2 separate regions of the Homo sapiens genome follow, and region 1 is linked to region 2. A link is a loop called in an ENCODE intact Hi-C map of the cell type or tissue named here. Cell type or tissue: HCT116. All regions are shown on one strand. Each heading gives the region's core, and the rest is flanking DNA. Links, peaks and the distances in the headings are about the cores only.

What was found. Hi-C counts contacts between places; a loop is a spot of excess contacts. Peaks named below come from ENCODE experiments on the same cell type or tissue, not always from the same donor. Only the 100,000 strongest peaks of a DNase experiment are listed, where the experiment ranks them.
Region 1: a loop joins it to region 2, with 10 times the contacts of the local background. A loop is called at or near these places in 10 of 110 quality-filtered maps.

Annotation. Positions count from the first base shown.
Region 1 is chr17:60,220,744-60,236,043 of GRCh38, forward strand. USP32 (ubiquitin specific peptidase 32) reads right to left here. Exons shown (of 34, transcript NM_032582.4): 13 at 5,296-5,488; 14 at 2,668-2,843; 15 at 1,666-1,806. It also overlaps SCARNA20. Among named protein-coding and RNA genes, the nearest start is that of CA4, 78 kb to the left of the region's middle. In HCT116, for the core only: CTCF peaks have their summits at 8,863 and 10,586; DNase peaks (open chromatin) are centred at 8,878 and 10,558.
Region 2 is chr17:60,136,125-60,151,424 of GRCh38, forward strand. CA4 (carbonic anhydrase 4) reads left to right here and starts at 13,849. Exons shown (of 8, transcript NM_000717.5): 1 at 13,849-13,968. The coding sequence starts at 13,911. RefSeq lists enhancers at 2,932-3,465, 4,000-4,533, 5,190-5,746, 6,453-6,962. In HCT116, for the core only: CTCF peaks have their summits at 3,904 (motif pointing left), 6,156 and 6,930 (motif pointing right); DNase peaks (open chromatin) are centred at 3,877, 6,157, 6,530 and 6,937; H3K4me3 peaks cover 1,580 bases; H3K27ac peaks cover 510 bases.

The sequences.
Region 1 (15,300 bases), core at 4,123-12,122, 86 kb after region 2:
TGCCATTCTCCCGCCTCAGCCTCCCAAGTAGCTGGGAATACAGGAGCCCGCCACCACGCCTGGCTAATTTTGTTTTTGTATTTTTAGTAGAGACAGGGTTTCACCGTTGTTAGCCAAGATGGTCTCGATCTCCTGACTTCGTGATCCGCCCGCCTCAGCCTCCCAAAGTGCTGGGATTACAGGCGTGAGCCACCGCGCCCAGCCAACACTGAAATTCTTGAAAACAGAAACTCTGTACAGAGTCTTTTAAGTCTCAGGTGACCAGGCTTTATTTTCCTTTACTCTCATAACCAATATCTTCTGCAACAGAACTTTTTTTTTTTAGTATCAAGAGGGAGCAATAAAAATCAAATAAAAACAACACTACAAGCCAGGTGCAGTGGCTCATGCCTGTAATACCAGCACTTTGGGAGGCCAAGGCAGAAGGGCTGCTTGAGACCAGGAGTTCGAGACCAGCCTGGGCAACACAGCAAGATTCTGTCTCTTAAAAAAATTTAAAAATTAGCTGTTATGGTGGTGTGTGCCTGCAGTCTTAGCTATTGGGGAGGCTGAGGTGGGAATATTGTTCAAACCCTGGAGCTTGAGGTTATTTTTCATAAACGTAATTATTAAGAACTCAAAATCAACATCAAAATTACATTAGTCTGTTTTATAACAGATTTTTACTCTTTTTAGAAGTTAACGTACCATATCTCATCTATACAAAACCTTCCTGGCATAAGGAAGTTTTAGCTTGGACATTATAAAAGGAAGAGTGTTTCTTTCTTTTTTTTTTTTTTGAGACGGAATCTCGCTCTGTCACCCAGGCAGGAGTGCAATGGTGTGCAGTCTTGGCTCACTGCAACCTCTGCCTCCTGGGCTCAGACAATTCTCCTGCCTCAGCCTACCAAGTAGCTGGAACTACAGGAGTGTGCCACCACACTGGATAATTTTTGTATTTTTATTAGACACGGGGTTTCACTATGTTGGCCAGGCTGGTCTCGAACTCCTGACCTCGTGATCTGCCTGCCTCGGCCTTCCAAAGTGCTGGGATTACAGGTGGAAGAGTGTTTCTTAATATACCAAAACAAATCCCACCAAAACATCTTGTTATATTTTACTTCATCAACAATGTAAAAAGTGAGTGTCCAGAGTACCGAGTGCTGTTTACCGTGTAAGCACAACAAATGGTGCTATATACTAATATTTTAATATAATATTCTGTTATCATATGTTGTGATCTTTTATATGCCCCTCCTTCAAAAACATAAACCACAAAAATCCACCAAAAGCTACAAGAAGAATCCAATCCCTAACTAGATACTTGTGTGATTGTTAGGAATAGTAGTTTCAGAAATAACCTCTGCATCACGCCCTACATTCACTGAACTTTTTGGCACTGGCTCTTGGCCTGTCTTCCCCTCCAGCCTAAGTTCCACATATCCTAGGTGATGTCTACTTTTATGTGGATAACACATTCAACAGCCTCCTATTTCCTTGCCTTTATTTATGAATGAATGAACGAATGTGAAGGAACTTAACATTGAACAATCCACACAGGTTCAGAACACTCTTCTACCACAAGGTAAGAGCTACTTTGTGGTTAGTGAGAGTCACATAGAAAAAGTAACAGAAGACCCCCATCTATGACTGCTCCTTATATAAGGCACTATTAACTATACTTACTGGTCTAGGTAAGGCCAGGTTTGCTCCATACCAGTGATAAAGTGCTCTCCACACAGGTTCTGGGACCATTTCATAGTCTCTTCCATGAATCAGCTGTGGAGTTCGTTTTAATCGTCCTCCTTCTAGTGTTAATGATGTAGCCTGAGAAAGAATAGAATGACAATGTTGACTTTCAATATTACAAAAGTTTTTGGGTCTCAGCAATACCTAGAAACAGGAAAACAAACTCATATATCACCACCCAGTTTCATGTTGCTGGAAAAACTTAATTTTTTTTTTTTTTTTTTTTTTGAGACGGGGTCTTGTTCCGTCACCCAGGCTGGAGTACAGTGGCGCGATCTTCGCTTGCTGCAGCCTCCGCCTCCCGGGTTCCAGTGATTCTCCTGCCTCAGCCTCCCGAGTATCTGGGATTACAGGCACACGTCACCATGCCCGGCTAATTTTTGTATTTTTAGTAGAGACGGGGTTTCACCATGTTGGCCAGGCTGGTCTCAAACTCCTAACCTCAGGTGATCTGCCCACCTCAGCCTCCCAAAGTGCTAGGATTACAGGCATGAGCCACCACGTCCAGCAAAAAAACTGAATTTTTAATGAGAGATTTTTATTTTTGACTTTCAAAATAAACTATGTAAGAAATGAAACTCAAAGCATATCATTTGGAAAAATCACTAAAGCACTTGAAATAACTTCACAGATTTCTTTCAAACAATAAAAAATACTAGTTTGGAAAAAAAAATTCATACATAGCGTATGTGAAACAACATTTTCAGAATAGCTGTCCTAAGTAAGAATAACAATAATGCCAAGGGTTACTAAACTACTTCTATGTAAGTTCTAAATCATAAATATTCTCACAGAAATGTACTATACAAAGAGATGTCCATCTATAATACAGTAATTAAATGAACCATCAATGTTTTGCTATGTGCTAAAACCTCTGAAATGAAATTTATTAATAGCTTGCAAGAGAATAATTTTAAGTTTAGATGTAAAATTACTTACCTTTACTGGTTCTTGAGTTACTAATGGCTGATTATCAATAGCCCCTGGTTTCTGAGGGTTAAGGTGCAACAAAATATTCCCATTGGCTCCCAGCAAACACTGGTTGTTATTGTCAGAAGTGTTATGTTGTCGAGCAAAGCAAACATCTGCCCCTGGTGTGGCAGAATACAGAAAGCCTATAAAAAAAAAAGAGGATAGAATCTCTTATTTTTAGTTATTATACATAAACAGGCTTGAGGATATGAACTCAATGCCCATGTATTGTATTACTCTGTTGACATGTCAGTACAGATTAAGATTCTGGTAATTCTGTAGAAGACAGGAAATGTTATCCTTCTCTGAACAATACATGGCATGGTACTAAAAATAAGAGCTTTTAAAATTATTACCAAATGAACATTTGGCCACCCTCCTAGAATATCTAATAATTCATAATGAGAATTATATGTCCTCCGACTGGAAGGGAAGAGCTGGGCTAAGTGGCTGGGCTTCTACATAGCATCCTTTAATTATTTTCCTCAAACTAGAAAAATATTCCAAATGTTCTTGGTAGATAATGGTGATATGAAGTCACTAAATTAAAAGAAAACTAAAACAAGAACTCCAACAAAAGAGTAATGGGGGCTAGATCCTATTGTATCTATGAACTCAATGTCCACAAGTTCTTTTGAAAGAAATACATGATCTTTACAATACGAAAATATGCACAGAAGATGATTAACCATGGCTTAGAGTTGTGAGCCTCAGTGGTATTTTAAGCCATTTCAACTCTCAACTACATGCTAATCTTTGGTAAACAATCTAGCAGTCATCACTTTGTAACCTTCTGCCTGTGGTATGCAGCCTTTGGGTGTCACAAGTTATATGGTAAGCACATACCAAACAGGATCTTTAGATGGGGTTAAGAAATAATCCTCATGTTAAAGCTGATGACAGCACTTCTAGGACTGCTAAGTGATCTTTGTAATACCAGAAAGGGAGGGAAGAAGCAGATTCTACAAGGAGCTTTGTGAAGAAAATGCTAGCTCTGTCCAATTTGCTTACACCTTCCACAGAAAAGGAAAAGAACATCTTGGAAGAAATAATAACACACGCCAGGAGGAATGGCTCATGCCTGTAATCTCAGCACTTTGGGAGGCCAAGGCTGGAGGACTGCTTGAAGCCAGAAGACTGCAACCAGCACAGGCAACATGAGACCTCGTCTCTACAAAACAATTAAAAAATTAGCTGTGTGTGGCAGTGTACACCTGTAGTCCCAGCTACCAGGTAGGCTAAGACAGGAGGATCATTTGAGCCCAGGAACTGGAGGTTACAGTGAGCTATGATCATGCCATTGCACTACAGCCTGGGCAACAGAGTGACACCCTGTCTCTTTAAGTAAATAAATAAATAACAATAGGGTAAGATTGAGGGTTCTGCTACTGTACCAGAATAACAGCAATCAACTCAATTCAGCTGGGCCATAGAAATACCACAGCATCTTCCTTGTAGGTGTGGAAACATGAAGTTTTAGGTAAGTACCAAGGCCTAAAGGGAATTATGGGAGGCATCTGAATTCTTTCTCAGTATTTTAACAAAATAATCTCCATATTTTGGCCTGAAATATACATAGAATCTGATGTGGGGTGCATTTAATTTAATTATGTTTATGGCTAGAGAGAGTCCTGGAGATGACTATCTTTGAAAATTTAAATTTACTGACTAAATAATTTAATAGCAATAGGGAAAGATGGGGCTTGATTGATGAAAATAGTGAAAATAGCCGCATGTGATGGCTCATGCCTGTAATCCCAGCACTTTGAGAGGCTGAGGCCAGAGGACTGCTTGAGCCTGGGAGTTTGAGACCAGCCTGGGCAACATGGCAAAACCCTATCCCTAAAATAAAAACACACAAAAAATGGCTGGGCATGGTGGCGCGTGCCTGTAGTCCCAGCTTCTTAGGAGGCTGAGGTGGGAGAATTGCTTGGGGCCAGGAGGCAGAGGCTGCAGTAAGCCGTGATTATGCCACTGTACTCCAGCCTGGGTGACAGAGCGAGATCCTGTCTCAAAAGAAAATAGTGAAAATATTTCCATATTGAGAGATTTAATGAAGTATAATATGGAAAAGAGGTTTTCTTTGTAAAAATACTAATATATTCAAGAATTTTACAATTGACCATTTCATTCAAAACTTATTTCTGTTAATGGAAGCCTGATCTCCTATTACCATATTCACTACAGCCTCTGTCAAATTAGACTGCCTTAATAACTATCCATGGGGAGGCCAGGCATGGTGGCTCACGCCTGTAATCCCAGCACTTTGGGAGGCCGAGGCAGGCAGATCACGAGGTTGGGAGTTCAAGACCAGCCTGGCCAACATAGTGAAACCCCATCTCTACTAAAAAAATACAAAAATTAGCCAGGCGTGGTGGCGGGTGCCTGTAATCGCAGCTACTCAGGAGGCTGAGGCAGGACAATCGCTTGAACCCAGAAGGTGGAGGTTGCAGTGAGCAGAGATCGCGCCACTGCGCTCCAGCCTGGGCAAAATGTGAAACTCAGTCTCAAAAAAAAAAAAAAAAAAGAAAAGAAAAGAAAGACCTATCCAGGGGGAATAAACCAATAAACCTCAGGGGAATAGGTCATATTTACCGCTGCCAGCAGTTTCTGAGGCTTCAGATGCAGTAGAAATGTTGTCTGAAAATTTCTCTTCTGTAGTATTCACGTAACTGAGGCTGCTTCCAATTCTATCTTCGACCTGCTCCATAGGATGGGCTGCAGTTCCAAATGAGTATTTTCCTCCATTCAAAACAGATGATGGCTCAATTACCACAGGGTTGGCATCCTAAAATCAGGAAATCAGAGAATAAGAAGCAAAGTTTATAATCTGACAACTATGTAGTCTTCAGAAACAAATCTCACAATTATCTATTTTTTTAAGTCTCCTGTGGTTGGCCACAGACATTTAAAAACATTCTAATACATAGCTATATTTTAATCTCTTTCAGGAGGAAAAGTATGTATATAGATAAAATTGGCAAGGTAGACAAAACAGACTGTGAAGGATTTTGTGCCACATAAAGTAATTTACACTCTATTCTGTTGGCAGCCATTTTTTTAACATTAAAAGTAAATAAAGCTTAAATTTTTTTCTTTTCTTCCTTATTTCCCATAGTACATGAATGTATATAATTTTTTTATTATTAAAGATTACATGGTCAATGTAGAAAATATAGAAAACATGAAGAAAATATCACATGTACTCAGATTCCATCATTTAGCAATAACTGTGTTTTAGTTCTTATGACTGAAAAATATGTATATATGTAAAAGATGAGTGGTGTATGTACATAGAGTGAAGGGCAATGCTATGACTTATACCTATGTGACCTTCTACAATAACTGAACACACCTTTAATCCCAGCACTTTGGGAGACCGAGGCAGATGGATCACTTGAGGTCAGGAGGCCAAAATGGTGAAATCCCATCTCTACTAAAAATACAAAAATTAGCTGGGGGTGGTGGAGGGCTCCTGTAATCCCAGCTACTCGGGAGGCTGAGGCAAGAGAATCACTTGAACCCGGGAGGTTGCAGTAAGCTGAGATTGCGCCACTGTACTCCAGCCTAGGCAACAGAGTGAGACTCTGTCTCAAAAAAAAAAAAAAAAAAAAAAATCATATTTTTTTCTTTCACCAAACATTGTATTGTTTATATAGTGCTAATATGCTAATCTAACATTTCATATTTTCTCTATTTCTCTTTTTAACAAAGAGAGAACAATCCTAAATAGCAGAGTCTTCAAAAGGCAACACTATTAGCTGGAATTTAATAATATTATTGCCTTCTATTTCTGGCAAGCGACACTAGTTTTCTTTTCTTTTTTTCTTTTTTTTTTTTTTTTGAGACGGAGTCTTACTCTGTCACCCAGGCTAGAGTGCAGTGGCGTGATCTCGGGTCACTGCAACCTCCACCTCCCAGGTTCAGGAGATTCTCCTGCCTCAGCCTCCCGAGTAACTGGAATTACAGGTGCATGCCACCAAGCCCAGATAATTTTTGTAGTTTTCATAGAGATAGGGTTTCACCATACTGGCCAGGCTGGTCTTGAATTCCTGACCTCAGGTTATCTGCCCGCCTGGGCCTCCCAAAGTGCTGGAATTACAGGCGTGAGCCACCATGCCCATTCAGTTTTTCTTTTCTTTTTTTTTTTTTTGAGACAGGGTCTCGCTATGTTGGCTAGGTCAGTCTTGAACTCCCGGCCTCAAGCAATACTCCTGCCTGGGCCTCCCAAAGGGCTAGGATTAAAGGCGTGAGCCACTGTGCCCAGTGGACATAAGTTTTCTACTTAAAGTAGTGATATAAAGTTTCCTTTGAAAATATGATTAAATAACTAATTAATCACAAACAGTTATAAATTTCTTTGTTCCTTGTCTGTTACCACTGCTTCACTTTAGTAGCCAAAAAATTTTTTTAAATTTTAAGTAAAAATGGCATAATTATTTATGTAAGTTAACTGTATGGCATTACATGAGAAAAATGGTGACCATAGTTTAAAAAAATGATTAAGAAGTAGGAATCTATATTACATATGAATTTTGGACCATCAATTTTTAAAATTTAGATGGTTCACCAAAGTAGTCAAAATTCTTTTTTTTTTTTTGAGACAGAGTCAAGCTCTGTCGCCCAGGCTGGAGGTCAGTGGTGCAGTCTCGGCTCACAGCAACCTCCGCCTCTAGCTTCAAATGATTCTCCTGCCTCAGCCTCCTGAGTAGCTGGAACTACAGGCACCTGCCACCACACACAGCTAATTTATGTATTTTTAATAGAGACAGGGTTTCACCATGCTGGCCTCAAACTCCTGAACACAAGTGATCCACCTGCCTTGGCCTCCCAGTGTGCTGGGATTACAGGCGTGACCCACTGTGCCTGGCCTAGAAACCAAAATCCTGTAGACAAGACAGTAGAACCAAAATGATCTATGTCAAAAAAGAAGTATAAATTAGTCCTAAGTGTTAATTTTCTTAAAGATAATATCAAGCTTCTCACAGCTTTTCTAATATGGAATTCATACCAACACAAAATACATGACATTTAAATTAGGTTTCTTTTTTCTTTTTCTTTTTTTTTTTTTTTTTAATTAAAACAAGTTTTGGCCAGGGATGGTGGCTCATGTCTGTAATCCCTGCACTTTGGGAGCCAAGGTGGCTGGATCACTTGAGCTCAGGAGAGTTGGAGACCAGCCCGAGCAACGTGGATAGATCCCGTCTTTACAAAAAAATATTAAAAAAAAATAGTGGGGCATGGTGGTGTGCACCTTTAGTCCCCAGTAACTTGAGAGGCTGAGGTGGGAGGATGGCCTCAACCCAGGGGGTGGAGGTTGAAGTGAGTTGAGATCATGCCACTGCACTCCAGCCAGAGCAACAGAGCGAGACTCTTTGTTTTTTTTGTTTTTGTTTTTTTTTTTGGTAGAAATGGAGTCTTACTGTATTGCCCAGGCTGGTCTCAAACTCTAGCCTCAGGTAATCCTCCTGCCTCAGTCACCCAAAGTGGTGGGATTACAGGTGTGAGCCACCTCACCTGGTTAAATTAGGTTTCAAAAGAAAATTTTCCATAAACATAAATGCCTTATTATTTAAATCAATTCAACTTTTTTTTTTCACTTATGCTTTTTGATTTTTTTAGTCTGGAGTATAGCAAAGGCTCTTTTTTTAATACAGGGTCTTGCTCAGTCGCCTATAGCTCACTATACCCTTGAACTCCTGAGCTCAAGTGATCCTTCCACCTCAGCTAGGACCACAGGCATGCATCACCATGCCCAACTAATTTTTAAAGTTTTCATAGAGATGGGGTCTCAATATGTTACCCAGACTGGTCTCAAACTCCTGGAGGATCCAAACAATCCTCCTGCCTTGGCCTCCCAAAGTACTAGGATTACAGGCATGAGTCACCCGGCCAAAGGCATTTTTTCATTTTTAAAGTTCTCTATGTGATCTCACTACATATGCAGCCAGAATTAATAACTATTGCCCTAGTGAGGATTATAGTCTCATGCATTTGTTTTTATAATGTGCTCCAGATGTTAAGAGCTTAGAAATTGACTTGTTATTAAATCTGCTACCTGCTCTGGAACTTGTGTTTTAGAAGAAGATTTAGATTTATTTAGTTTTCAGGTCATTTGCTTCCTGCCCATAAAGATGGAGCAAGACAGACAGCAAAACCATTTTGAAAGAGTAACAGCGCCACCTTTGAGAAAAATTAAAGTCTTCCAAGTCACTTTGTTTTCCTCCAGAAAAATCACTTTAGTTTTGCTATAAGTGATCTTAAATGATGTTTCAATAACCATCACATTTTTGGCAAGGTAATCCGTTTATAAATTTATACTCACTTCTATATTCCATTTATATAAAGTTGATGCATTACAAATTACTTTTTTTTTCCTTCTTTTTTTGAGACAGAGTCTCGCTTTGTTGCCCAGGCTGGAGTGCAGTGGTGCAATGTTGGGTCACTGCAACCTCTGCCTCCTGGGTTCAAGCAATTCTCCTGCCTCAGCCTCCGGAGTAGCTGGGATTACAGGCACGCACCACTGCGCCTGGCTAATTTTTGTATTTCTGGTGGAGACAGGGTTTCGCCACGTTGGCCAGGCTGGTCTTGAACCCCTGACCTCAGGTGATCCACCTGCCTTGGCCTCCCAAAGTGCTGGGGTTACAGGCGTGAGTCACTGCGCCCGACCACAAATTACTTTCTAAAAAATTTGTAGTAATATATTTTGAGGAAGATTGGGTCTATTTGAGCAAACAATTTTCTTCAAGTTTTCCTCTAAGATGGGCATGTAAGAGAATTTCAAGGAGTAATATTTGGAATTGTATCTTAAATGTTTTAACATGTTTGAAAGTCTTACATGGTGCCTATGTTTCTAAAGAAAATGTAAATGAAACCATTCCTGTAATAATGCTTCTCATTCTGAAGAGCTCAGTCCATAGGTTAAATCTATATATATCACTGGCAAGAAAACAGGATAATAAAAATATTACCAGGCATTAAATTTGCTAGGCTAAATTTTATAATAATTTGTGAACAGGATGATTCTAATAACTTCTCAGAGATTGCAACATTTGCCTCTAGCAACTGCGGTTCTACCACATGCTTTTAACATGGTACAGTGAGTAATAACCTTTAGACTTGGAGAATATGGGCTTTTCTTTGCTTCTCTTCCAATGCTCCAAACAAACTAGACTGGTCTGTCTTCTCATTGTCTTCGGCTTTCTTTTCTATTACAGGAACCTGATGCTCTCACTGTTCTCCACTGCCTGAAACTGTCAGCACAACTCAGGTTCCTTCTTCCCCTTCCTACACGCTTATTTTTCTTGTTCCTTCTACCCTTCTTGGCTTTCAGTGAAATAGCTACCTTTTCATCCGATTAATCTTATTACCACTTTCCTTCTATAAGATGAACAAACCAATCACAGTTATATATTGCAGAATCTTAGAGTCACTAGCTTTTTTTGACTGTTCATTTCTGGCTGCTTGCGGAAATTTTTGTTTTTCTAAAACATCAAAGGATCATGTTTTGTTTTTATTGACTTCAGGGGTCTGGAACTATTCAAAATTATCCTAGAACCCTGGTTTTCAGAAGATAGATTTCTAAATAGGTAAAGTTTCACCTGTAGAGAGAAATGTCCTCATTTTCTGAGTCAACAATTCACAAAAGGACTAGGTACTTATTTTAATATAAGAGAATTTTATTTTGAGATTTTAGGATTCCCTGTGAGTTGTATAAATAGTTTATGTGTTCTAAAATATGGGTCAAGATTCACCTTTTTCTCTATTGATGATACTACTACTTTTTATGCCCTGTACATAGGTATGTTACAAGAATCAATTAACAGTTATGTCAATTTCATATTTCACTAGTGACTGAAATGCTAGCTTTGGAAAAATAGAGGGCAGCATGGAGCAACAGATTAGGTACTAAGGCAGGACTCAGGACACTGAGCTCTAGAGTGCTAGATAAAGTAATAAAATAATTGTCTGATACAGCTTTGGGCAATTATAAAACCTAAGGACCTCAGAGGCTTCATTTGTAAATTCAGAGAAGAGAGGTGTTTCATTCCTTTTATTTCCCACTCAACTACACATGTCTGAGGCAGGAAAACAAGGCTGCCCCACTCGTGGCAGTCCTGACGACGATCCTCGAGGGCTGCTCTTGGCCTCCAGCCTTGGCTAAGGAGAACAGGGACCCCCCAAAGCCCATGGGAGAGAGGCACGAAAGGTGATTTAAAGTATCTTCTAGCTCTAAAGTTACGTGATAACTAAATAGGAAAATCTGCATGTGAATAGTAATAGCTGCTCCTTCATAGTTCTCAAAAAGGAAGATACACATTATGTAATGTAATAATGATAGAAAAGATTTCACCATTCTTCCCCATTTACATTTTTTTAGGAGATTACACATAGAAGAATAAAGCTTGACACATTAAAGCGGGGAAAGACTGGTAAGATTCCATGAGCAGAGACACAATCAAATTATTCATGCTCCAGTGAATCAGCAAATCTGGGGTTAGCCACTTCTAAGAAAGGATGGCTCATTTTTCCTGATCCCTTGGTCTCTGATCTTTCCATTTAGTCTTGCCAGTATTTGAAACATACTACCCTCACAATTAGTAATATTCGTAAGTAAATATGTCATTTTATGAAGAGAAAAAATTAAAGCTAAGTACTCTCTTAGGTAGGCAGATGAAGCTCTAAGATCAAATTATCTGACATGTCAACACTAATTTTCTTTTTCTTTTTTTTTTTTTTTTTTTTTTGAGATGGAGTCTCACTCTGTCATCCAGGATGGTGTGCAGTGGCATGATCTCGGCTCACTGCAACCTCTGCTTCTTGGGTTTAAGCGATTCTCCTGCCTCAGCCTCCCAAGTAGCTGGAACTGCAGGCACACGCCACCACGCCAGGCTAATTTTTATATTTTTAGTAGAGTCGGGGTTTCACCATGTTGGCCAGGCTGGTCTGGAACTCCTGGTCTCAAGTGATCTGCCTGCCTCAGCCTCCCAAAGAGCTGGGATTGCAGGTGTGAGCCATTGCACCTGGCCCAAATTTTTTTTTTTTTTTTTTTTAAACAAGGCGTTTGTCAAAGTGGCCACATGGACTGGAAAGAGAAATTTGATTTTTTTTTTTTTTTTTTTAAATACAGTCTCATTCTGTTGCCCAGGCTGGAGTGCAGTGGCATCATCTTGGCTCTCTACAACCTCTGCCTCCTAGGTTCGAGCTATTCTTGTGTCTCAGCCTCCTGAGTAGCTGGGATTACAGGCATACACCACCATACCCGGCTAATTTTTGTATTTTTAGTAGAGACGGGTTTTCTCCAGGTTGGGCAGGTTGGTGCTGAACTCCCAGCCTCAAGTGATCTGCCTGCTTTGGCATCCCAAAGTGCTGGGATAATAGGCGTGAGCCACCATGCCTGGCATGAAAGAAGAAATTTAAATCCTCATATAACTACTGCTACTACTACCACCATTATTACCTTTAACCTTATATAGAGTTTCTATCTGCCAGGCACTGGGCTAAGTGCTTCACATGTATTAACTCATTTAATTCTCACATCCCTACTTAAATAGATATTACTATTAATCTCATTGTTCATATGTGAAAACTGAGGTAGAGCAAGAAGTAGTAATTTATTCAAGGTCATAAAGCAAGTGCAAGGGACAAGAGTCCAAGCTCACTACAATTACCTTATTGAAGTTTCTCATAATAATAGCTACCTATTTAGTACTTACTATGTACCAGACACTGTTTTAAAATACTTAACAAGAGTCTGGGTGCCTGTAATCCTAGCACTCTGAGAGCCCAAGGCAGGAGAATCGCTTGAGCCCAGGAGTTCGAGACTAGCCTGGCAGGCATAGTGAGACCCCATCTCTACAGAAAATCAAAAAATTAGCCAGGTGTGGTAGTGCATGCCTGGAGTCTCAGCTACTCAGGAGGTGGGAGAATTGCCTCAGTCCATGAGGTTGAGGCTGTAGTGAGCTATGATTGTGCCACTACACTCCAGCCTGGGCAACAAAGGAAGATCCTGTCTCAACAAACAAGCAAACAACAACAACAAAACACTTAACATGCATCAAACTCATTTAATCCTCGTAACACTATGAGGGCGATTATTATTATTACTCTAATTTTACACATGGAGGAAACAAGGCCCAGAATGTCACTTTTTTAAAAAGGTTACTTGAATTCAGTTTAAAAACATTTTTAAAAAATCTGTCAGTGTGCAGTTATTTGCATTTACTTTTAGAAAAGAACACTTTTCTAATTAAAACATGTTCAGAGGATTGTTATTAGTCAACTTACATTTCCCCCACCTTATTAATAAGTTGCCATAGTTCCCTGTCTCTTTATTTAGTAAAAACACTTTTCTAATTAATATGTATTTTCAGAAAGTACTGCTGTTACTCCACTTACATTTTTCCCCATCTTATTGAATAAATTCCCATACTCTGCCTCCTTTCTCTCCATATAAAGCGATACTCCTCTCCTCCCAGGTTTATTGTAACTCTAAGTTTGCCTTTATTTATTCATTTATGTTATGAGACAGGGTCTTGCTCTGTCACCCAAACTGGAGTGTAGTGGTGTGATCATGGCTCACTGCAGTCTTGACCTATCAGGCTCAAGCAATCCTCCCACCTCAGCCTCCCAAGTAGCTGGGACTACAGGCGCACACTACCAAGCATGACTAATTTTTTTTTTTTTTTGAGATGGAGTCTTGCTCTGTCGCCCAGGCTGGAGTGCAGTGACGCGATCTCGGCTCACTGCAAGCTCCGCCTCCCGGGTTCAAGCCTTTCTCCTGCCTCACCCTCCCGAGTAGCTGGGACCATAGGCGCCTGCCACCATGCCCGGCTAATTTGTTGTATTTTCAGTAGAGACGGGGTTTCACCGTGTTAGCCAGGATGGTCTCGATCTCCCGACCTCGTGATCCGCCCGCCTTGGCCTCCCAAAGTGCTGGGATTACAGGTGTGAGCCACCACACCCGGCTCAAGCATGACTAATTTAAAAAAAAATTTTTTTGGACCGGGCGTGGTGGTTCACGCCTGTAATCCCAGCACTTCGGGAGGCCGAGGAGGGCAGATCACGAGGTCAGGAGATTGAGACCATCCTGGCTAACACAGTGAAGCCCCATCTCTACTAAAAATACAAAAAAAAATTAGCCGGGCGTGGTGGCACGTGCCTGTAGTCCCAGCTACTCGGGAGGCTGAGGCAGAAGAATGGCGTGAACCTGGAAGGCGGAGCTTGCAGTGAGCCGAGATCGCGCCACTGCACTCCAGCCTGGGCGACAAAAGCAAGACTCCGTCTCAGAAAAAAAAAAATTTTTTTTTGTTTTGTAGAGATGGAGTCTCACTATGTTGCCCAGGCTGGTCTTGAATTCCTAGGCTCAGGTGATCCCCCTATCTGGGCGTTTCAAAGTCCCGAGATTACAGGCCCAGCCAGACTTCATTCTTAAGTAAATTTTAAAGTTTGCATTTGACAGACGCATGCTAGAAAATAATATCAAATGCCAGAGTGGAGAAGGGAATATGTAGATTCTCCCATGTATACCTCTCCCTTACTACCCTCCCCAAATTTCTTTAGTGCACAAAAGGACTATGGTAGGCAACAATAAACCAGGTTCATGTTCTTGTCAGTGCAGTTCAGTCTGTTTATAAGGGACACGCTGCTAAGAGTAAGATCTCTATTGTGTTCCTACGGAAAACAAAACGTAATACATCCAAGACAAAACTAGGTTATTCTTTGAGTCTATACTCATTAAAACATTAACAACCACTCATTCTAAGGCCAAGCTACAAATATAAAAACCAAAAAAGTATTTCAAAATAATGACTGATGCTGTACCCCAATATTCTCATTTTTCTACCTACACATACCATCATTATCTACCTACAAGGTCCAGGAAGTCATTTGCCTACTTTTTATTCCTTCAGAGACACCAAAGTCCGTGTTTCCCAATTAATATATTTTACATGTGAAAACACATTAATAAACTCTGCAAAATGGAAAAAGGATGAGAAAGAATGATGAGATAGATAATGTAAAAAGTATGTAACTACCAATATTCTGATAATAAGCAGTGACAGAGGAAATACAGGCAAATAGGAATCAAATGATTAGAATTTTCGTTAGTGATCATTTGGCAATGAGTGTATATATCAGTTGGCTCTCCAAGAAGGCAAATACTTGATTCTTGGCATTACTCTTTTCAATTTTCTAGTTCTGAAAAAAATTCCATTTTAATGGAAAAGGTAAAATAAAGGACAATGTAAATGATGTAGTTGAGAGAATATAAGCTTTAAAGTCAGTCCTTCGGTTTGATCCCAGATCTTCCACCCTGATCATGACATTCAGGTTACTTTTTCTTTCAGCACCAGGTTCCCCACAGGTAAAATGGGTATAATATTATCTTCCTCACAAGGGTGGTGCGAGAAATAAATGAGATGTGATGTATGTGACATATGCAGGTACCCCCGTACCCAATATTATCTTTTTTTAGGGTTGTTGCAAGGAAAGAAATGTATGTGGAAGTGTAATCACAAAGCCTAGACCATAGCAAGTATCATATAAACACTCATTTCCTTTCCCTTCGAATCTTTATTTAAGTTGGAGCATTTTATT
Region 2 (15,300 bases), core at 2,627-10,626:
TCTGATGTCGGTGGTCTTGCGCTGGCCGGTGTTCTGAAACTTTGTCGGCAGTAACATGCACTCCAGTCAGTCTCTTCAGTCCAGGACACCATCGCCGGGGAAACTGAGGCATAAGAAAAATAAAAATGAGCATTGTCCATCCACAAATATGTATTGTGCTCCCGTTGTGTATCTGGCACTGCCCTGGTGCTGGGTCCCCTATGAGAAACAGGCATGGTCCTTGTGCCCCTAGTTATAAACTATGTCACTTCCATCAGACTCTGAGATCCCCAGGGAGGAGCTGTACTCTCATCAAGCTGCTCTCATCAGCAGACAGGAAGGAGACAGACTTGTAGGCCTGCATGCTCCTGTGCTCCTCTTGAACTCCCAGCTCAGCCACTGGCTGCCTTTTACCCACAGATCTGAAAGGAGCCAGGGCGGACAGGCTCCAGCAGTACCTCTTTTCTTGAGGAAGCCACCTTCTCCTGGCTGTCCAACCCTGAAAGGACCTTGGAAGTTTGGGGGAGTCCCTCTTGGCACTCTGATTTATCCAGAATGCACCTAATCACCCTCTACACATGCACACCCGCCCCCCCCCCCCCCCCGACACACACTCCTCCAGCCTGATACCCTGCTGGGGTTCTTTTGCAGAGTTTTGTCTTGAGGTCATCAGAGAGGTCGTGCTCCATGGGGCATTGAAGCACCACAGAGAAAAACCCCTGCAAGGCCAGGAAAGCATCTGAGAGGCATCTGAAGTCAGAAGGCCTGTGCCGGAATCCTAGCTGTTTCTGGCAGTGTGGTCTGGGTAATTTAACTTCTACCAGCACCATGTGTATAAATGAACATCATCACAGCACATACCTCACAGATTGCTGAAAGGATTAAATGAAATGATGGATATAACTCACTTGCAGCATGCCTGGCAGAGACATATAGTAAATGGGCAAGAATTGGGAGCTACTGTTATTATTGTGTTATTGTGATTATATTCAGCAGGAAGGAGGCCTCCCAGGCTAGGCGCCAGTCCTTGATGAGAAGGTGCCCACTTTATGTCCTCTCCTGTTTCTAACTCTCCTCTTCTGCCTTCTGTGGTCCCAGCTGAGTGGCTGTACCTCAGCAATATCCAGTTTCCTGCCTCAGAACATGAAGCCCAGATATACAAGCTGAAGGAGGGTGCCACATTTGAGAGGCAAGGGAAGATCAGGCGGGGACCCTGTGCTTCAGAGCTTTGGTCACATCCGCAAGGAGCACAGCAGGCCCTACCAGATAAACAGACAAAATCAGGAGGGCTCCAAGGTGGGACAGAGAAGGAAGATTGTTAAAAATTGAATCTGCTAGACTGGGCGTGGTGGCTCACACCTGTAATCCCAGCACTTTGGGAGGCCGAGGCAGGCGGATCACGTGAAGCCAGGAGTTCGAGACGAGCCTGGCCAACATGGCAAAACCCCATCTGTACTAAAAATACAAAAAATTAGCCAGGCGTGTGGTGCGAGCCTGTAGTCCCAGCTACTCGGGAGGCTGAAGCACAGAATTGCTTGAACCCGGGAGGTGGAGGTTGCAGTGAGCTGAGATCATACCACTGCAGTCTATCCTGGGCAACAGAGCAAGACTCTGTATATTTTAAAAAAAAAGGCAAAAATTGAATCTGCTGTGCCCAACCAAGCCATCAGCTGATCAGCTGTGGGGTCCTGCCCTGAATCATTTACTCCTCACCCTATCTCTGGGACCATCAGGGCAGGCAGGCAGCAGCAGATGTTTTCCAAGCTCTACTGCTCCCAGGCCAGCATGACATCTGCAGTGACCATTTTAACAGGCTGGACACCCTCGTGTCCCCCTACCACTTATCCTTGGCCCACTTGCCACTTGTGCCTTACCCAGTGGGGAGGGAGTGGCAAGGCCTTGGCTCTGGGTTCCACAGGTAGAGTTTTGCAGAGGAGTCCAGTGAACTCATTCTTTACAAAACCTACCCAGGCCTGCTTTCAGCCACCCCTCCTGCTAAGATTATATGTAATATATAATATTATATATAATTTTTTATAGAGACAGGGTCTTCCTCTGTCACCCAGGCTGGAGTACAGTGGCATGAACACAGCTCACTACAGCTGCAAACCCCTGGGCTCAAATGATCCTCCTATCTCAGCTTCTTGAGTAGCTAGGACTACAGGCATGCACCACCAGGCCTAGCTTTTTTTTTTTTTTTTTTTTTTCTGTAGAGATAAGGTCTCACTGTCTTGCTCAGGCTGGTCTGGAACTCCTGGCCAAGCCATCCTCCTGCCTTGTCCTCCCAAAAATGCTGGTATTACAGACATGAGCCACCGTGCCTGGCCAAGAGACTATATATTTTGAGCAGCTGCTGGAAAGCGGGGACTAAGTTCTGGTCTGAGGAGAACTTCCTGGGCGTCCAGGAAAGAAATATCTGACATTGTTGGTGCACAGTGAGTATAGTCCTCACTGGTCACCCAGAGGACAGGGTGTGGCTCCCTCCACAGTGTAGCTCCCTAGCCCCCAAAAGCTGGACCTGGGCTCTCCCCAGTCACCAGAGATCCCTCTCCTTCGTCCCCAACAAAGTGTTTGGCTGGCTGCAGCAACTGTGCAGACCCTGACTAGTGGACATTCCTAAGTACCAGGGGCTCGCCTTGTGTCCCGCCAGGCTGGTCCAGAAGGCTGTTGCGGGCAGGTGGGATAAGAAATTCAGGAAGCTGAAACAGCCAGAAGGTGGAACCTGGCCGGCTCGGGGGAACTGCCTGTGGAATGGCCCAGCGCTGAATGAGTGGAACAGTGGGTGGGCCTTGAAAGCGAACTCAGGAGATGGGGCGTTGTGTATAGGCAAGTCGCTAACCGGGAGCCCCGCGCCTCATTCCGACTGGATCAGGGGGCCCCGCCTGTCCACGGTCCCCATGCGCGGTGCGCTCCCCCTCCTAGGGCCGTAATTGCCGCAGCCATCCCTACGCGTCTCCAGCCCCCGTCGTCTTTGTCCATTCGGTTCCGAGGCCGCGCTTGGACTGGGGCGCCCACGACTGACCCCGGAGGCACAGCGAACGGGGCAGCTGCAGGGACTCCCTGTCCTGCAGGCGACTGGGCTCCCGCGAGGCAGCAGGTGCCGAGGACTAGCAGCAGATCTGGTGTGCAGAACCCTGGATTCGAGTCCCGGCTTCAGAGACCCTCGGCTGTGTGACGTGGAGGCGTCGGCCGCCCTCTGAGAGCCTTCGTGGATGACAGCTGATGCTTGGGCCTACCTTCCTCGGCTGCTGAGAGGCTCAGAAGGGACCGCGTGTAAAACGCCTTGGAATCTTAAATCTACTTAATTCCATTTACCTGCTTCCCAGAAACGGTCCATGGCTTCCGTCCCGGTCATAGCGCTGCGCAGCGGGACCGTTCTGCCCCGCTGCCCTCGAACAGCCCGTCCGCGCTCCATTGCCCCTCCAGGTGCCGTTATTTTGCCTTTTAACCTGGGGCGGGAGGTTTTAGACGAGGCTGCAAGTCTGGGCCAGCGGGGACCTGAGGGTCCCTTGCAACCAGCACCCGCGACGGTGTCTACACTGGAATTCCAAGGAAAAGAGGGCTCCAGGGGCGCGACCAAGGTTTGGTCTTCTGCTGAGCGCTGCTGGATGAATCGCCAGCCTTCGCCCGCGGCCCCCTCCTCCTCATCCCTGACCCCAACTCGACAAGATCCCCCGAGCGCAGGCCCAAACTCCGCACAGCTTGTGGGCCGTGAGGTCCGGGTCTCGAAGCTCGGTCCCGCTGGGGCTGTCCCTCCGCCTCTACTTCCAGGGTAAAGACCGCGGAACCAGGCGGGGGTCTGGGGAGCCTGGCTGCGACCTCGGCTGCAGGCTTCCGCAGCTGCTTCCAGGGTGCTGTCCACCCCGTGGTGCTGAAGTGCCCCACGCCCCTCCGCCACCTACCGGAAGCCGCGTCCGCGCTACAGCCTCCACTCAGGATTCGACCCGAACTCCAAGACGCGTCCGCACTGGTCCAACAACCCTCATGGATCGTCGCCTGCCTCAACTGTTTAGACCACCGCGGGTTTCACCCGGAAGCACCGGGGAGGTCGGAGCTTGCCTGAGAGGCTCAGCGAAGGTCCATGCCTTGTTCAGTCCCAGGCAGTGCGGGACAGGTGGGCGAAGCTCGAACCCCATGCTCTGTCCCGGCACTGGCAGGAATTCACTTATTATGGAGATAGTCCTCGCTCACTCCAGACCTGTCCTGTAATTGTCTGGGCCCCGGGAAGGTTTCCCTCGGTTTTTAGAATCTCAACCGCGGTGTGGCCATCCAAGCTGTGCCAACGCTACTACCTGCGAAGCAGGAGAGAAAAACCCCTGGAATTCCTCCCGCACATCTTTCACAAAGTGAATATGCCCTTCTTTGACACTGGGTACAGCCACTTCGGGACCAGATTTTTGCTCCTGAGCATATAAAATCACAAGCTTGGGCAGGCACAGTGGCTCATGCCTGTAATCCCAGCGCTTTGGAAGGCCGGGGCGGGCGGATCGCTCGAGCCGAGGAGCTCGAGACCAGCCTGGGCAACATAGTGAAGCCCCGTCTCCACAAAAAACATAAAAATGAGTCGGGAGTGATGGCACTGCACCTGTAGTCCCAGCTACTTGGGAGGCTGAGGTGGGAGGATCACCTGAGCCCAGAAAGTTTCAGTGAGCTATGATCACACCACTGCACTCCAGTCTGGGCAACAGAGCAAGACCATGTCAAAAAAAAAGAAAAGAAAGAAAAACAAAAAGAAAAGAAATGTCTTTCCTTTTTGGAAAGCTTGGATGACCACAAGGGGGTTGAGATTCTAAAAGCCGAGGGAAAGCTTCCCAGGGCCCAGCCTCCCCATACAATTCATAGGACAGGTCTAGAGTGAATGAGGGCTACTATATCCATAAAAAGAAAGAGAAAGGAAAGACAAGACAATATTGCCCAGTGAGTCAAGCATGATCGTAGCACAAAGAAGCAGGGCACTCTTCCCCAGAGCAGGCCAGTTCAGAGAGGCAGTCCAGGGCTATGCCCCAGTATGGCTCCCGCCGTGCTCCTGCGCGGTGTCCCAGGGCCTCCTGGCACCTTCTTATCATCAGCCTGGGGCGAAATGCCAGACCAGATGGTAGAGGCAGAAGTCAAGCAGGCAGGTGCCGTCCAGGGCATTCCAGGCCAGCTGAGTGTGCAGCCAGCGCCCAATTCAGACGGCGCCCCAGGCCAAGGCTGGCCCGCTTAGGGACCGCGCTCGGGCTGGACGTCGCGCTCAGCGCGCAGGGCCCCCATGGACGTCGCGCCGCTGACCTAGCTGTCAGACATCGCCACGAGGAGTAGGCAGGCTCGGGAGGCCGAAACGCTGTGCTCACCTCGAGCACTGCCAGGCTGCTGGAGAGGCTTTCCGGGGCACAGAAGCTGCAGCGGCGCGGGGCGGTGGGCTGTGAGCGAGCATATGTAGGGGAGCGTTTCCCGCGAGAAAGCAGAACCTGCGCCAGCCGAGGGCCCTAGGGCTGCTGGTAGGAGGACTGTTCTCTATCGTCCAGCTGCTCCCGACCTCTTCTCTGAACTGGCCCTGCTCTGGGGAACAGCGCCCTGCTTCTTTGTGCGACGATCACGCTTGACTCATTGGGCAACATTGTCTTGTCTTTTCCTTCCTTTTATGGACATAGTCCTCGCTCACTCCAGACTTGTCCTGTGAATTGTATGGGGAGGTTGGGCCCTGGGGAGCTTTCCCTCACGGCTTTTAGAATCTCAACACCCTTGCCGCCCGCCCTGGCTGGGTGGAGATACAACCAGAAGACAGACACCGCTCCCCTAAACCCCAGCCTCCAGTATAAGCTACAAAATAAAAATGTGGGCAGGGTGAGGTGGCTCATGCCTGTAATCCTAGCTCTTTGGGAGGCCGAGGCGGGTGGATCAGCTGAGCTCAGGAGTTAGAGACCAGCCTGGCCAACATGGTGAAACCCCGTCTTTACTAAAAATACAAAAAAATTAGCCCGACATGGTGGCGGGCATCTGTAGTCCAGGCTACTTTGGAGGCTGAGGCAGGAGAATGGCGTGAACCCGGGAGGCAGAGCTTGCAGTGAGCTGAGATCGCACCACTGCACTCCAGCCTGGACGGCAGAGAGACACTCTGTCTCAAAAAAAAAAAAAAAAAAAAAAAAAAATTAGCTGGGCGTGGTGGCTTGTGCCTGTAATCCCAGGGAGGCTGAGGTAGGAGGAGCACTTGAGCCAGGGAGGTGGAGTTTGCAGTGAGCCAAAATCACGTCACTGCATTCCAGCCTGGGCAACAGATTGAGACTCTGTCTCAAGAAAAGAAAGGAAAAAAAGAAAGAAAAAGAAAAGAAAAAAGAAAATGTGAAGCTCTTCTAAGTGCAGCTGCTCTGCAACTATGCAAGCCCCTGCCCCATGAAGCCAGGCCTGCCCCTAATCCTTTACCACACAAGGCTCATTAAACTTCGGAAATCTCGGAGTTACTTGCTAGGAAAAAGCCATTCCCCACTTCCCCATTTGCATAATAAACGGAGGGGCAGGGAAGACCCATCTAACCACCCCACGTGTACCCATGTGTCACCCTTATCAGATGCAGGAGGTGAGCTGAGCTGCCAAATGCTTGGCTTCTTTCTGGGGCTGTAATACAGCCATCCCTCCCCAGGGCCACACCTGGAGAAGGGAGTGGCTAGGACAGGGTCTTCAGGGAAACTGCTGCCTTATTCTCAACTGCTTGTCTCAGTCCCCATCCCCCCAACCCCCAACTCAATATCTAAGAGAGAGAGAGAGTAGTTCCAATAGGGAAGTCTCCTGAAGGAGGCTAAAGTTCTGGGTACTGGGTTTGGGGTGGACCTAAAGAGTTTTTTTTCAATTCTCTGAATGCTATTTCATTGCTGTTAAATGATACTCTTCCCCTAAATGGAAAGGAGACAGGAAGGACAGACTGGTCTACAGTTACACAGAAAGAACTTCCAAAGTATTAGACGAGCAGGGACAGCAGAGGGCGCCAATGTGGTGCAAGGGCACTCAGGGAGGAGTCGCCCACAAGCACATTTTTTTCTCACACGCTGCAAATCTATTCAGAACCACCTCACCCCCAACCTCACACATATTTCCCATCTCACAGGCACATCAGAGGTCAGAGTGAGGACTCCAGGCTCTGATTCTCCCACTGGCCGCCAAGGGACCTTCACCAGCCCCCACCGCACTCCTCAACTATTTTCATGAACTTAGTTAGGGCAGCTCCCCTCAGTAGGGAGCTGGGTAGAGGAGCTGAGACTCCCAGGTTCCCTGCCCATCCAGCGGCCCTGTCCATCTAGCGGGAAGGCGTTTGCTGCAATGTTCTTTATAATGGGGAGTGAGCTGATGATACAACCTGGGTGTACTGTGGAGCCACAAAATGAAAGTTGCAAAGGCTGCCCAGTAACACGGACTCAGGTTTACACTGAAATGTGGACATTAAAAAGCAGGACCCTCCATTGTTCACTATGTCAATAGCGCGCTTGCATATAGATAAAGGCTGCAGGGGACACAGAAAAATTAAACACGGATTGAGGTGAGGTGTTTTTTCTTAAAAATACATCAAATTTGTAAAATGATTGCCTCTGGGAAATAAGGTTATGAATAATGTTTCTTTTTCTCCTTTCCAAATGTTCTACAATGAGCAAGTGTTATTTGGGTAATCAGGAAAAAGAAGTTCACACACACACACACACCCCTGAAAGAGCTTGCTTGCTTCCTTCCTTCCTTTCTGCTTGCCTTCCTTCCTTCCTTTTTTTCTTTTTTTTTTTTCTTTTCTTTTTGAGACAGAGTCTTGCCCTGTCACCCAGGCCGGAGTGCAGTGGCATGATCTTGGCTCACTGCAACCTCTGCCTCCCGGGTTCAAGCGATTCTCCTGACTCAGCCTCCTGAATAACTGGGACTAGAAGCATGCGCTGCCACCACACCTGGCTAAGTTTTGTATTTTTAATAGAGATGGGATTTCACCATGTTGGTCAGGCTAGTCTCAAACTCCTGACCTCAGATGATCCACCTGCCTCCACCTCCCAAAGTGCTGGGATTACAGGTGTGAGCCCCCACCCCTGCTAGTCCTTTCCTTCTTCCTCTTTCTTTCTTTCTTTCTTTCTTTCTTTCTTTCTTTCTTTTCTTTCTTTCTTTCTTTCTTTCTTTTCTTTCTTTCTCTCCTTCTTTCTGTCTCTTTCTTTCCTCTCTCTTTTTTCTTTCTTTCCTCTCTCTCTCTGTCTCTCTCTCTCTTTCTTTCCTCTCTCTTTTTTTCTTTCTTTCCTCTCTCTCTCTCTGTCTCTCTCTTTCTTTCTTTCTTTTTACAGACAGGGTCTCACACTGTTGCACTGTTGCCCAGGCTGGAGTACAGTGGCATGCTCATAGCCCACTGCAGCCTCCATCTCGATCTCCCAGACTCCAGGGATTCTCCTACCTCAGCCTCCTGAGTAGCTGGGACTATAGACGTGCACCACCATACTCCCCTAATTTTTTATTTTTTGTAGAGACAGGGTCTCTCTATGCTGCCCAGGCTGTTTTCAAACACCTGGGCTCAAGTGACCTTCCTGCCTCAGCCTCTCAAAGGGCTGGGATTACAGGTGTGAGCCATTGTGCCTGGCCAAGTCTCTTTTTTCTTTCCTTTTCTTTTCTTTTTCTTCTTTCTCTCGCTCTCTCTCTTTTTTTTGAGGCAGAGTCTCACTCTATCACCCAGGCCCCAGGCTGGAGTGCAGTGGTGTGATCTTGGCTCACTGCAGCCTCCACCTCCTGAGCTCAAGTGATTCTCCAGCCTCAGCCCCCCAGGTGGCTGGGACTACAGGCATGTGCCACCATGCCCAGCTCATTTTTGTATTTTCTGTAGAGACCGATTTCACCATCTTGCCTAGGCTGGATTCGAACTTCTGGGCTCAAGCAACCTGCCAGGCTTGGCCCCTCAAATTGCTGGGATTACAGGTGCGAGCCACCGCCAAGCCACCCGCGAGCCTGTTTTCTTAATGTTGTCACAATGTTAATTAAGGAAGGACCATTCCTTTCCCCACCAAAGTTGCTCGTGTGGCTCTTCTTCTCCCCAACCCAATTCCCCCTCATCACCCTCTTTAGGGGATCCCTCCACCACAAAACCAGAATGTAAATGAACACACTTGCAAAATCTGACCTCGCTCTGATCCCAGTGTCCTGCTGGTGTGAGCCTGGGCTGTTGTGGCCAAGATGCTGAGAGGGGAGGGGACGACCACGGGGGAGTATTCCTGAGTTTTCTGCAGGAGAGGAACAGAACATATGTCACCTCTATCACTGGGTTTTTCCACACGTATTACTGCTATTGTTATTTCAAAATGTTCGGGGCCAGAAGTTTCTGCCAACTCCTGTACCAAAAAGGCTCCTGTCCTTCCCTAGTGACAGTCTCCAGCTCTCTCTGCCGGCCCCCTCCCTCCCCTCCCTCCCCTCCCCCAGATTCTCTGCACAGTCCAGAGAAATAGGGCAGGCATAGAGGGTGGGAAGAGGGCACGCAGCCTCCACAGGTGCTGGCAGGAAAGGAGTTTTTTCGTCTTTGCTGGAATACAGCAGAGATCCAGGCTGGGGAGAGGTGGAGCCCAGGCTATTGACTAACCCTTCTTTTGTGTGGATTTAATCTCACTCTCTGGGAACACAAAAGCTGGAATCTCTGCAAACCTTTCCCTGAATAATCTGCGAGTCAGCGGAGAATCTGCGGGTGAGGAAAGCCAGGGCAGATGGAGGCTGGGACTCCCAGCGGGAGGGAAGTATGTGGTGTTGGGAGGAGGTGAGATGGCACAGAAAGAGCACTGGGAAGTGGAGCAGGAGACCAAAGTTCTAATCCCACCTGTACTCCTCTCTCCTTGCTGTGAATTTGGGCAAACCACTGCCCTCTCTGAGCCGCAGCTTCCTCTTCTGTAACTCATAGAAGTAACAGAGGATCCCTACCTGCTTCTGGGGTCGAGTGACCCTCTCTGAGAATGTTCCCCAGTCTATAAAATTAAGATCTTGATATCTATCCCGCACCAAAGGAAAGATCAGTCCAACCTTCCAATCCTAACAGACAAGCCCTGTCTGGTCCCAAACCCCTCTCCAGCCTCACCTCCATGCCTTTTCTCATTCTGTTTCCTTCACCTGCATCTCCCTTCCCTTTTTAAGTTAAAGTCTACTTTTCTTTGAAGACTCAGTGCGGGTCTGATCTCTTGAGGGAGGCTTCCCCAGTCTCTTTCCTACAGGCTGGGTTAGGGGCTGCTCCTCTGGGCTCCTGTGCTGTTCTGGGCATAAGGCCACTGTGGCCTTAACAACTAAGAATTACAGCTGAGGTTTACTGAGCACTCAGTAAGTGTCCAGACAGGCCCTTCACCCAGCATTACCTTGTGGAATTTTAACCACGCTCTTGTGAAGGTATTGCTGGTTTTCTTTTTTTCTTTTTTTTTTTTTCTTTTTGAGATAGAGTCTTGCTCTATTGCCCAGGCTGGAGTGCAGTGACACAATCTCAGCTCACTACAACCTCTGCCTCCTGGGTTCAAGTGATTCTCCTGCCTCCACTTCCCATGTAGCTGGGATTACAGGCACCCGCCACCACACCTGGCTAATTTTTGTGTTTTTAGTGAGACGGGGGTTTCTCCATCTTGGCCAGGCTGGTCTCGAACTCCTGACCTCAAGTGATCTGCCCACCTCGGCCTCCCAAAGTGTTGAGATTACAGGCATGAGCCACTGTGCCCGGCAGCTGCTGTTTTTATTTCTGCTGTGTTTTTTGTTATTTTGGTTTTTTTTTAAAATCATGGTCGAAGGCTGGTGATTTTCCTGATCAGGACACTGAGCCTGACGGGGGTGAAAGCTGAGTGTCGGGTCTGGGATGTAGACCCCGGGCAGTGTGGCTCCTACTCCTATTCTGACCCTCTGCCTGATATTCTCTCTGCCCTCCTGCGACGCTGAGCATAAGGTATGATAGGTTTCTGTTTAGGGCAATGTATTTGACCTTCCCCTGAGCTGTGAACCCAGGGGTGCAGGGTCTCAGCTCCCTTTGTGCCTCCACTCCATGGCTCTCACAGTTCCAGCGGGAGCTGCATCTGAACCTCATGTTCCCAGGTTTACAGTCAGGGCTCTCCTCCTTGCCCTTGGGAGCCCAGGAAGAGCCTGGATGTGCCAGGGCCCCTCTCCAGTGCTAACTCAATGTTCCATCCCACCCAATGCTGCCTCCACACCTGCCTAGGGTCAGATTTAATCCAGCTAAGGGGACTCTGCTTAGAGGTCATGGCCACATGTGCCAATGTGCCAAGCCGTGGGCCCAGCCTCCTCAGACTTTAGCTCACTGAGGCCTCAGGGCAATCTTTGAGAGAGATTGGGGGATGATTTCCATTTCATAGATGAGGAAAACTGAGGCTCAGCTGCCATCACAGAGCAAGTGGATGGAGCCAGAAGTGACTCCAGGGTTATGTGTCTCAAAGCCCCTTAGCTTTCCCATGGCCTCCCTTCTGTTCCTGACAGGGCCATGCGTGCAAACATCCCCAGAGGACAAGAGTGTGATTAATCTTTGCATCCGCCATGGGCCAGTGGCTACACCCAGGCACTGAGAGGCCGGTTGTGAGAGTCTGGGCTGGGCAGGCCCTGGTTCACAGCAGACTCCAAATAACTGTTTATTGGTGGAGGTCAGCCGGGCAGGGATTACCATCTCCAGTTTATAGATGAGGAAGTTGCAATCAGCCGGGTGCAGGAAAGTTGCCCAAGGTCATCCGTGAGTCAGAAGAAGAGCAAAGACTTGAACTCAGAACACTGGGGGCCTCTGCAGAGTAAGAGGAAGGAGGCTGGGGCTGCTGGGCTGGGCTCTCCCACTCAGGTGGCCTGGGCTGGCAGCTTTATGGGCCCTGTAAGTCGCTGGGACATGTCAGCACTCATTCCAGCTCTAACGACCCTAAATCAGGCCTTGTCCCCTACAGGTAAGCAGGGCCCCAGGTAGTCTAAATAGTGACAGGTGACTGGTTTATGGCAGGCCAGGACTGGGGTCAGGGCTGGAGATAAGGCTGAGAATGTTAAGACCAGGAACAGGAAGAGAGGGCCACTCACCCTGTGTAACCTTGAAGTTAGAGATGGCAGATGGAGCAGGAACCAGTCCACCACCCCATCGCCAATGTGCAGGCTCTGTGGTGCCCATAATTAAGATGCACCCATAAGAGAGTGTATAGCTTTACCCCTCCCGCATTCCTCAGAGGGGATGCCCTACCAGGGACTCGTTCTCCTCACCCATCTTTATGGTCCCAAAATGCACCCAGGGCCCCCCTCTCTCCTGGGGGGCCTGAATGCAATGAACTTTAAAGTGGATCATTGATCAACAGTCCCTTAACCCCACCAAAGTTTCCCAAGCCTCTCCCCTGCTCATCAGGGGGCTGGCCAGAGGTCACAGGGACTCCCTGGGGGTGGTTTTTATTCCCAGGAACAGGCTTCCTCAGTCCTGAAAGGGACATTTTTATAGCCCTGTGAACACAAATGCACTCCCCAGAATAGGCTCTGGGTGTGGAATCCCTCCTGTGGCTGTCATGGTCGCAGGCTGGTGATTACATTATACAGTGGTGTTGACAATAGAGCCCTAAGCCTGGCATGGACACCCCCTCACCTCCCTCCTGCCTCTCTGTAGGATCAAAGCTGCTCTGTGAGGCTGTGTGATCCTGGGCCAGGAGCGGGGAGTCAGCCTCAACCCTAAGCAAGGAGGAAGCATCTTTGCCTGAATCCTTCTGGGGGAGGCAATCCCCCTTCAGAAGTCCCTAGCCCAGGTTCGAAGGTCGGTAGGGACTGAGAGGTTGGCAGCGGATGGGGAGTGGCTAAACCAGAAAAAGGGGGCTTCCTGTTGATGGATTGATGGAGGAGGTCCAGGTCCACTGCCTGGTTCCCCGTCCCTCTCCCGCACCCCAGCCTGAGCTTCCCAAACTCCCACAGAAGCCCCCACCCCATGTGGGACACAGAGGACCTGCAGTAGCAGGAGGGCACAGCTAAGAGAGGAGACAAGAGGCAGCTTGGGGGCATGGGGGGGACCCCATTTCCCCAAATGTTGGAGCCGCCCTTAAGGGAACTTCCCCTGGACTCCTCTGGAGGTCTTGCCAGATGGGAGAACCAGGGGTCCATTCAGACCCCAGTCTCTTCTCTTCCCATCTCATCTCTCCACCTGGGGGGCTCAAAGAACCTAGCTCCTCCCCTTTGACCCCATCAGCTTCTCCCTCACCGAATCCTCTTACAATCCATTTCTTAATTCTGCCCCATCAACCCTCCCTGGTCATCACATAAACACCAGCAAGGGCAGTAGTTTAGGGACAGCTTTGCTCTGTATTCGAAGAAAGGTCTTTGGTCTGCTTAGAAATTAAGTTTGGAGCAGCCTGGGAGGAAATAGAAGAGATGAGACCCAGAGAATCAATGGCCACTGCCAAAGAGAGATAGGAGAGCCTTTCTGCGGCCACTGATTCAACAAACGGCATCACACGCCCCTCAGCCTCTCATCTCTTCGAGGCCATCTCCACCCCCACCCCCACCCCCACCCCAAGGCCATTCCAAGGTCCCATTCAAGACCACTGCGCAGGGGTGGCGCCAGAATGATCAAAGTCATCATGGGGCACTCATCTTTGTGTGGGTCAAGCACTTTGTGGTGTCGTGTCCCTGTTCCCAAACCAGGGACCAGGAGTAGGATGGGGGAGGGGCAGGGCGCCGCTGCTGAGTGGAGAGGACGCGGAGTGGGTGAGGGGGCCTTGCGCACAGGGCAAGAGGTGGCCAGGCAGGGCGGGGGACCGGGGAGAGCGGAGGATTTCAGATGAGGGACAGGGGAAGGTGGAGAGGGGAGGGCAGGCCCCGCCAGGGGGAGGAGCCGCCTCCCGCGTCCAGCTGTCGGGGCTCCCTCCCGTCGCGGCTCCGCTATAAAACCCAGGCCGGCAGGATCGCTGCACCCGCGGCGGCCTCCTCGGTGCGCGACCCCCGGCTCAGAGGACTCTTTGCTGTCCCGCAAGATGCGGATGCTGCTGGCGCTCCTGGCCCTCTCCGCGGCGCGGCCATCGGCCAGTGCAGGTGAGCTCCCGGGCTCCGGCCCCAGGTGCCCCTCGGCGGTCCCCTCCGTGCCCCCAGCTCCCGCCCCTGCAGAGGATCCCCCCGCGGGCGACCGGTGAGCGTCGGTGGCGCTGGGGTCCCGGGTTGCGTGTGCGCCGGGGGCCGCGAGGGTGCGGGAGGACTGGGCAGCGCGCGAGCTTGTGTGTGCACACGCGTGTCAGCACCGGCTGGGGGAGCGTGTGCACGGGTGTGCGCGGTGAGGGTGTGTGCGCGTGGCCCGGCGAGACGAGTTGGGAGTCCCTGATAAGGATGCGTCTCAGGCCGGGCGCGGGTGCTCCAGCCTGAAATGCCAGCACGTTGGGAGGCAGAGGCGGGTGGATCACCTGAGCCCAGGAGTTCGAGACCAGCATGGCCAACATGGTGAAATCCCATCTCTACCAAAAATACAAACATTAGCCGGACGTGGTGGCACACGCCTGTAATCCCAGCTACTCGGGAGGCTGAGGCCCGAGAATCGCTTGAACCCAGGAGGTGGAGGTTGCAGTGAGATCACGCCACTGCACTCCAGCCTGGTGCTCCGTTTAAAAAAAAAAAAAAAAAAAAAAAAAAAAAAAAAAAAGGATGCTTCTCGGACCCGCCTCAACGCACGCCTTCTTTTCTCACCCAGCCTCCTCCGTCTGCCCGTGGGTTTCCGTCCGTCCCGCTGGGACTCAGCGCTGGGTGACTGCCCCGCGGCCAGAGCAAGGGCGGTCTGGCAGGGTCCTGGAAGCCGCGCTTCCCACACGGGTTCCTTGCCCCTGAGGGTCGCAAGCTCCCCTGGCCTCCCTAACCTCCAGCGCTGAATTGGGAGCCTGGCGGGGGCGGGGGGTGGGGGACCCGGAGCCCCAAGGCCTCTGCGGAGCCGGTCTTTCCGGACAGGGTGATTTTCGTTTAAAGATTAATGGTGAAGCCGAGCTCTTAATTATTCCTCTAGGTGGGAGGTGGCAGGAAAGGCATGTTAATATTTGATAAGAAGCTAAAGGCGCTTCAAGCGGCTGGGCACAGGGATCCGATCCTGGAGGCACCTTCTTTGCAACCCCAGACCCCATCACCGGAAGACCCCCTCTGCCAGTTCTCAGCCCAACCACCCCTCGGATGGTTCTTGGGGTCCACGCAGGCTGAAACCTCCTCTCCCAAGTTAGGTGCTCCATCCTCAAAGCGGCGGAGTGAGGGGTGAAGGTGTCCTCTGCACAGAGAGGAGCCAGCGTGTGCCCTTTGCAGCAGGGACTGGCTGAGCTGTCTTAGAGGGTCGAGGGGCACCTTGCAGCCTCTCCACCGGGCCCCTGGGAGAAGAAAGAGAAAAAGCAGAATGTG